Regions from separate parts of the Homo sapiens genome. Here region 2 is linked to region 1. Evidence: read pairs that join two places in POLR2A ChIA-PET (ENCODE). Cell type or tissue: MCF 10A. All regions are shown on one strand. Links, peaks and the distances in the headings refer to the core of each region. The heading gives the core; the rest is flanking DNA. Region 1 has its middle 28 kb from the start of ABLIM1. Region 2 overlaps ABLIM1 (actin binding LIM protein 1).

The links. ChIA-PET counts read pairs that join two places held together with the same protein. Peaks named below come from ENCODE experiments on the same cell type or tissue, not always from the same donor. Only the 100,000 strongest peaks of a DNase experiment are listed, where the experiment ranks them.
Region 2: POLR2A ChIA-PET joins it to region 1 with 5 read pairs; 5 of 35 experiments call an interaction of 5 or more read pairs at or near these places.

The regions. Positions count from the first base shown.
Region 1 is chr10:114,684,627-114,687,430 of GRCh38, forward strand. It overlaps a transcript of ABLIM1 not described here. Among named protein-coding and RNA genes, the nearest start is that of ABLIM1, 28 kb to the left of the region's middle. In MCF 10A, for the core only: no CTCF peak of the experiment used is centred there; a DNase peak (open chromatin) is centred at 1,605.
Region 2 is chr10:114,617,268-114,620,071 of GRCh38, forward strand. The region is part of intron 1 of ABLIM1 (actin binding LIM protein 1); the gene reads right to left. Among named protein-coding and RNA genes, the nearest start is that of ABLIM1, 40 kb to the right of the region's middle. In MCF 10A, for the core only: no CTCF peak of the experiment used is centred there; a DNase peak (open chromatin) is centred at 1,644.

The sequences.
Region 1 (2,804 bases), core at 149-2,648:
CCCTTGCAAAAGCACATCAGCTCAATGACGCCACACCCACTGAAAACACTCGTTTCTGGGAAGCCACTATTAGAACACGCCAAGAATGTTCCTAGGATTTTCCTGCATTCTGCACAATCCAGAATCCAGATTTTGATCACTATCATTTCACAATAACTGAAACACATGAAATAAAGAAAGAAAAGGATCGATTATTCCCCAGCCTTCTGCCTCCTCTTTTTCCTTAATGAATTACTATCTCAACCAGATGGGCTTTTAATTATTTTCTTCACTACTAGAATTTTTAAAAAATGCTATAACTTGGAGAGGCTTCTTTTACTAACAGCCTGATTATTCATTATGGCTTTGGAAACAGTTCCCTGACAAACTCCTGGTATGAGACGAGCCGTGGACTTTGAGCCTTTTTATATTAGGTATACAAGCTGTCTGAAAACAATGACCTCATCCGGAAAGACTCAGGAAAGAGGCATTTTTTTCCTTTCGTCAGTAATGCCCTGATGTTGGGCTGGATTATCCACCACCCACAATCCAACTTTTCTCACAGTTATTTTTGAACACCGGGAATTTTGCATATTGGAAAAGTTATGAAGACAGTTTAAATGGAAAAAGACCCTTAGGACAAATATCCTTGGCATCAGATACACACATTGGCTAAGAAATAGGAGGAAACTGGCATAATTGCTTTAAATGTGAGGGTAAAACATTTAATTCCTCCAATAAAGATGTAACCAGCAGCACCCGTTGTGAGATATTAATTTAATGTAAGGCCTATAATCAATCCACTGGAAAACAAGACTATTTGAAACACATTGGCCAAATGCAAAGTTTGATTAATTGAAGAGTCCTGGCTTACTCTCTTCCCCAGCTAAGTGGCTTTTTTATTTTGTTTTGAAATGACTCGGGTAGACAGCCATCCTCATGGGTCACCCTATGTGCCCTTCCCCTGGTCCAGGCTACTGCCTGGAACTTGGTGCCTCTGATAACGTCCTCCTGACTTGGCTGTAGCACCAGGCGCCAGACAAAGAATCACAACTGGATTGCTCGTTGATAAAATGCTTGCCATTTGCAGAGCTGTCATGTGTCAGCTGCTGCCAAAGGCCAGTCGCATCAACTGAAATCTTCTGATTACACCTAATGCCTTGCATTCTCATGATAGTGATTCCATATTTTAGCCTAATGTGTTTTTTGTTAGTGTCTTGGGATTTTTACCATAAGGATGGAAGTCTTTCATCGTTGCATTCTTTATTCTTGTTAGCCTGCATTTAAAATGTAATGGAGGCTAGTTTTTCCTACTCCTTTAAATCTCGAAGTATTATTCCTACTTGATATTAAATGAGAGAAGAAACCAAGTACAGAGCTACAGCTATTTTCAGGGGCTAAAATAGGGTGCTAGTTTAAAAATAACCTGCATTGCATTGGTTCCTTGCCTTTTACAAGGCAGGACAGGGGCAAAGTGGGGGAGCAGGCAATCCAATATTGAAACTTTGATTTTTTTGAATGTTAAGCAATAAAGTGATTCTTTCCTAATCATAGTCCTCCAAATTTGACTTGTGTTAGTTGAACCACAATTTGGTTGATGATTTATTATAGTCAAGAAACTGGCCAGGTGTGGTGACTCATGCCTGTAATCCCAGCAGTTTGGGAGGCCGAGATGGGAGGATAGTTTGAGCTCTGGAATTTCAGACCAGCCTGGAAAGTATTGCAGGACCTTGTCTCTACTAAAAATTAAAAAAAAAATTAGGCAGGCATGGCGGCCTGCACCTATAGTCCTAGCTACTCAGGAGGCTGAGGCAGGAGGATTGCTTGAGCCCAGAAGATTGGGGCTGCAGTGAGCCATGATCACACCACTGCATGCCATCCTGGGTGACAGGGTGAGACCCCGTCTCAAAAAAAAAAACAAAAACAAAAGAGGTGAAACCAACTGCCTAGAAACTTGTTTAAAATGCACAATTTTCTTTCTCTCTTCCTTCCTCTTTTCCTTTCTCCCTTCCTTCTTCTCTCTTTATCTCTCTTTCTTTCTGAGATAGAGTCTCACTCTGTCACCTAGGCTGGATTGCATTGGCACAATCACAGCTCACTGCAGCTTTGACCTCCTAGGTTCAAGTGATTCTCCTGCTTCAGCCTCCCGAGTAGCTGGGACTACAGGCATGTGCCACCATGCCCGGCTATTTTTTTTTTTTAATAGAGACAGAGTCTCCCTATATTGCCCAGGCTGGTCTCAAACTCCCAGACTCAAATAATCCTCTCGCCTCAGCCTCCCAAAGTGCTGCGATTACAGGCATGAGCCACAGTGCCCGGCCTCAAACAACCACTTTCTAATTAAATAGCAATGGAGCTTATACCATGTCATTTTGAAATCAGAGACACGGTTGTGTGTTCCTTATCTTAAAAACACAGAGCAGAAATCTTTCCCAACCACGCTTCTAGAACCCTTCACAGGAAAGTGACCGTCACTTAGCAAAACAAATACAAATGCTTAAAATTGCATCTTCACCTGTATTTGAGAAATGCTTAATTAAATATTGTTAAACAGTTTTCTTAACCATGGACTTACTATGTATTAATATGCAAGTGTGCCTGTAACTAAGAGATAAATAAGATAAGAAGCATTTCCTGAATTTATTCAACCAGAGAACCCCCAACCCAGTACAACTATGAACTTTTCACAAAACAGAGCTTGGAAAACATTTCTCTGAGGAAGGAGAGGGCTAGAAAGGGTTTTAGAGATAATTTCCATCACAGTTTCAAAGATAAGAAGTTTCAAAGCCAAAAATTTAGGGACTTGCCCAAGGCCAGCAGAGGAT
Region 2 (2,804 bases), core at 105-2,604, 67 kb before region 1:
TTTTTTTTTTTGAGATGGAGTTTTGCTCTTGTTGCCCAGGCTGGAGTGCAATGGCGCGATCTTGGCTCACTGCAACCTCTGCCTCCTGTGTTCAAGCGATTCTCCTGCCTCAGCCTCCCGAGTAGCTGGGATTACAGGTGCGTGCCAACACGTTTGGCTAATTTTTTTTTTTGTATTTTTAGTAGAGATGGGGTTTCGCCACATTGGCCAGGCTGGTCTCAAACTCTTGATCTCAGGTAATCCACCCGCCTCGCCCTCCCAAAGTGCTGGGATTACAGGCATGAGCCACTGTGCCCAGCTTCTCACCACCTACTTCTTAGTCCTGTTTTATCTGCAAGGGACCTCGGGCCATTCCTTTGGCTCTGGGCTGTGCTTCTACTCTGATGCTTAAAGAAACTCCACAGACCAACTGACTTTCATTAACATTTATTGAGCACATGGCACAGGCCACATTTGAAATTTTCGCACACTATTTCACTTAAATTAACCCTAACAATAAAGATATGGAGTGGGAAGTATGGGTTTTTTACCCCATATTTATTTATTTTTTATCAAAGTTTAGGCTAAGTGTGGGCGGTGGCTCACATGTGTAATCCCAGCTTTTGGGAGTACAAGGCAGTAGGATCGCTTGAGCTCAGGAGTTTGAGACCAGCTTGGGCGACATAGCAAGACCCTGTCTCTATAAGAAAGAAAAAGTTTAAAAAACCCAAAGAAACAAATATGCTTATAATGCATGATGGTAATTGCCTGCCCCACTCCTCCCAACCCCTATAGGCAAATGTGCTCAACTTTTGGTGTTTTTTCTTAACACTATGCTTATATCAACTCAGTCATTAGCTACTGACATCCTGTTTCTGCAGGTGAAGATTCGGCTCTTACCAATAGGCCTACACCACAAATTTTGGTTAAACCCATGGTCACTGTTTTACACTTTGCGAATGTAATTATTGTTCTACTAGACTCTGTAGTGCCTCCTAGGAATAGATTCCCTTTCTTGTACAATGGTTTTTGTTCTCTTAGATTTAATCGTTTCCCTTTCTCCCACTTGCCTAGCTCCTGATGAATAATCCATCATGTTTTCTACCTATTTTGTTGTGATCTACTAATAATTTTTTCCAATGCTCAAACTCACCAGATAACTTATCAAACCTCCTGATGTGGAGAGAAAATTGGGTGTTCTCAGTATTGTTTTAACTGAAAAAAACCCTGACTCTGAGACAGGTTAGGAGCTTGGCTCTATGTCCTCCAGGAAGTGGTAGAGACGTGATTTGCCCACTACCAACTGCAGCACCAGCTCCCTGGAAGCACACTGCCCCTGGGTAAAGATGTGCAGGCTGTGGCTGCACAACTCCAGAGGGTGCTGCCCCCAACTCAGATGAGAACAGTGCCCTGGAGAGGCAAGGCACAGGCCCTGTCAACAAGGTGCCTTCCAATCTCGTCTCCAATGCTGCTCCTGGTCATCTTGCACCACGCTAGCCCCCAACCTGAAAGTACTGTGTTGACTGCCGACTCTCTGGCTGGCCTTGCTTGCCTGATTCATGTTTAGTAGTTGGCATCTTTGCCTACTTATTATGCAAAACTACCATATTAGTGTTGCCTCACTGTGGTCGTGTGGTTTTCATGGCAGGGATGGCCTTTCCCTGGGGGTGTCTCCATCATATCAACTCTCTCCAATGGCAAGAAGCCACTCCTGGGCTCTTGTTGCAAAAGTCCAAGTGCTTTTTGAATCCTGTTGTATATTGCAAGGGTGCTTTCAAGTCAAGATAGGGGTGATGACAGACATGCCCTGCACCCAAGGAATGGTTAAACCTTTCCTGCTGCATGGAAGGCCTGCTGACAACTCACCTTTTGGACATTCCTGAGGGAGGGGTGAACTCTCTCCAAAGCCCTTAAATTATATTTTTTCTTTTTTTTTTCTTTCTCTTTCTTTCTTTTCTTTTTTTTTTTGAGACAGTGTCTTGCTCTGTCACCCAGGCTGGAGCGCAGTGGCACGATCTTAGCTCACTGCAACGTCCACCTCCCAGGTTCAAGCAATTCTCCTGCCTCAGCCTCCCGAGCAGCTGGGATTACAGGCATGCACCACCATGCCTGGCTAATTTTTTTATTTTTAGTAGAGACGAGGTTTCACTATGTTGCCCAGGCTGGTCTCGAACTCCTGACCTCAAACAATTCACCTGCCTTGGCCTCCCAAAGTGCTAGGATTACAGGCGTGAGCCACTGTGCCTGGCTGAAATGATATTTTTTTTCTGGAAAAGCTCTTACACATCAAAAATGAATGCTATCCAGCATGTAATGCTCGACAATGTAGATGAACAGCTGGTCACTGAGGGATGGGACGATGCATGGCAGATAGTCCTGGTCCTGATCTTGCTCCTCCCTCCCTGGCTGTGATACAAAAGCAAGGAAACAAGGTAAGCGTGGTGAACACAAAGAGGAGAGGCAGACTCATAGGGAAAAGTGATCCCAACTGAAAAAGCAATTCCAGAAATACCAGGCTTGAAAGCTGACATGGGCTCTACGAGTGTTTTCTTTGGACTTCCAGCTGGAATTCAAACAGTATTTTACTCTGAATTTAACAGTTGGGTTAGTTCTTAATTGTATCAAGCACCCAAGACAGATGACACCAAATTCCGGCCAACTTCTGTTAAGGATAAAGTGGCAAATGAAAGATTCAGACATTCTTTTGTCAAAACCTGTCCCGTTGCAAGTGAAGAAACCCAACGTAACCCAAACATACCTATTATCACAATAACAGGAGTACTCAGAATGGAAACATGGTTGCCCACAGAAGTACCTTATTCTGT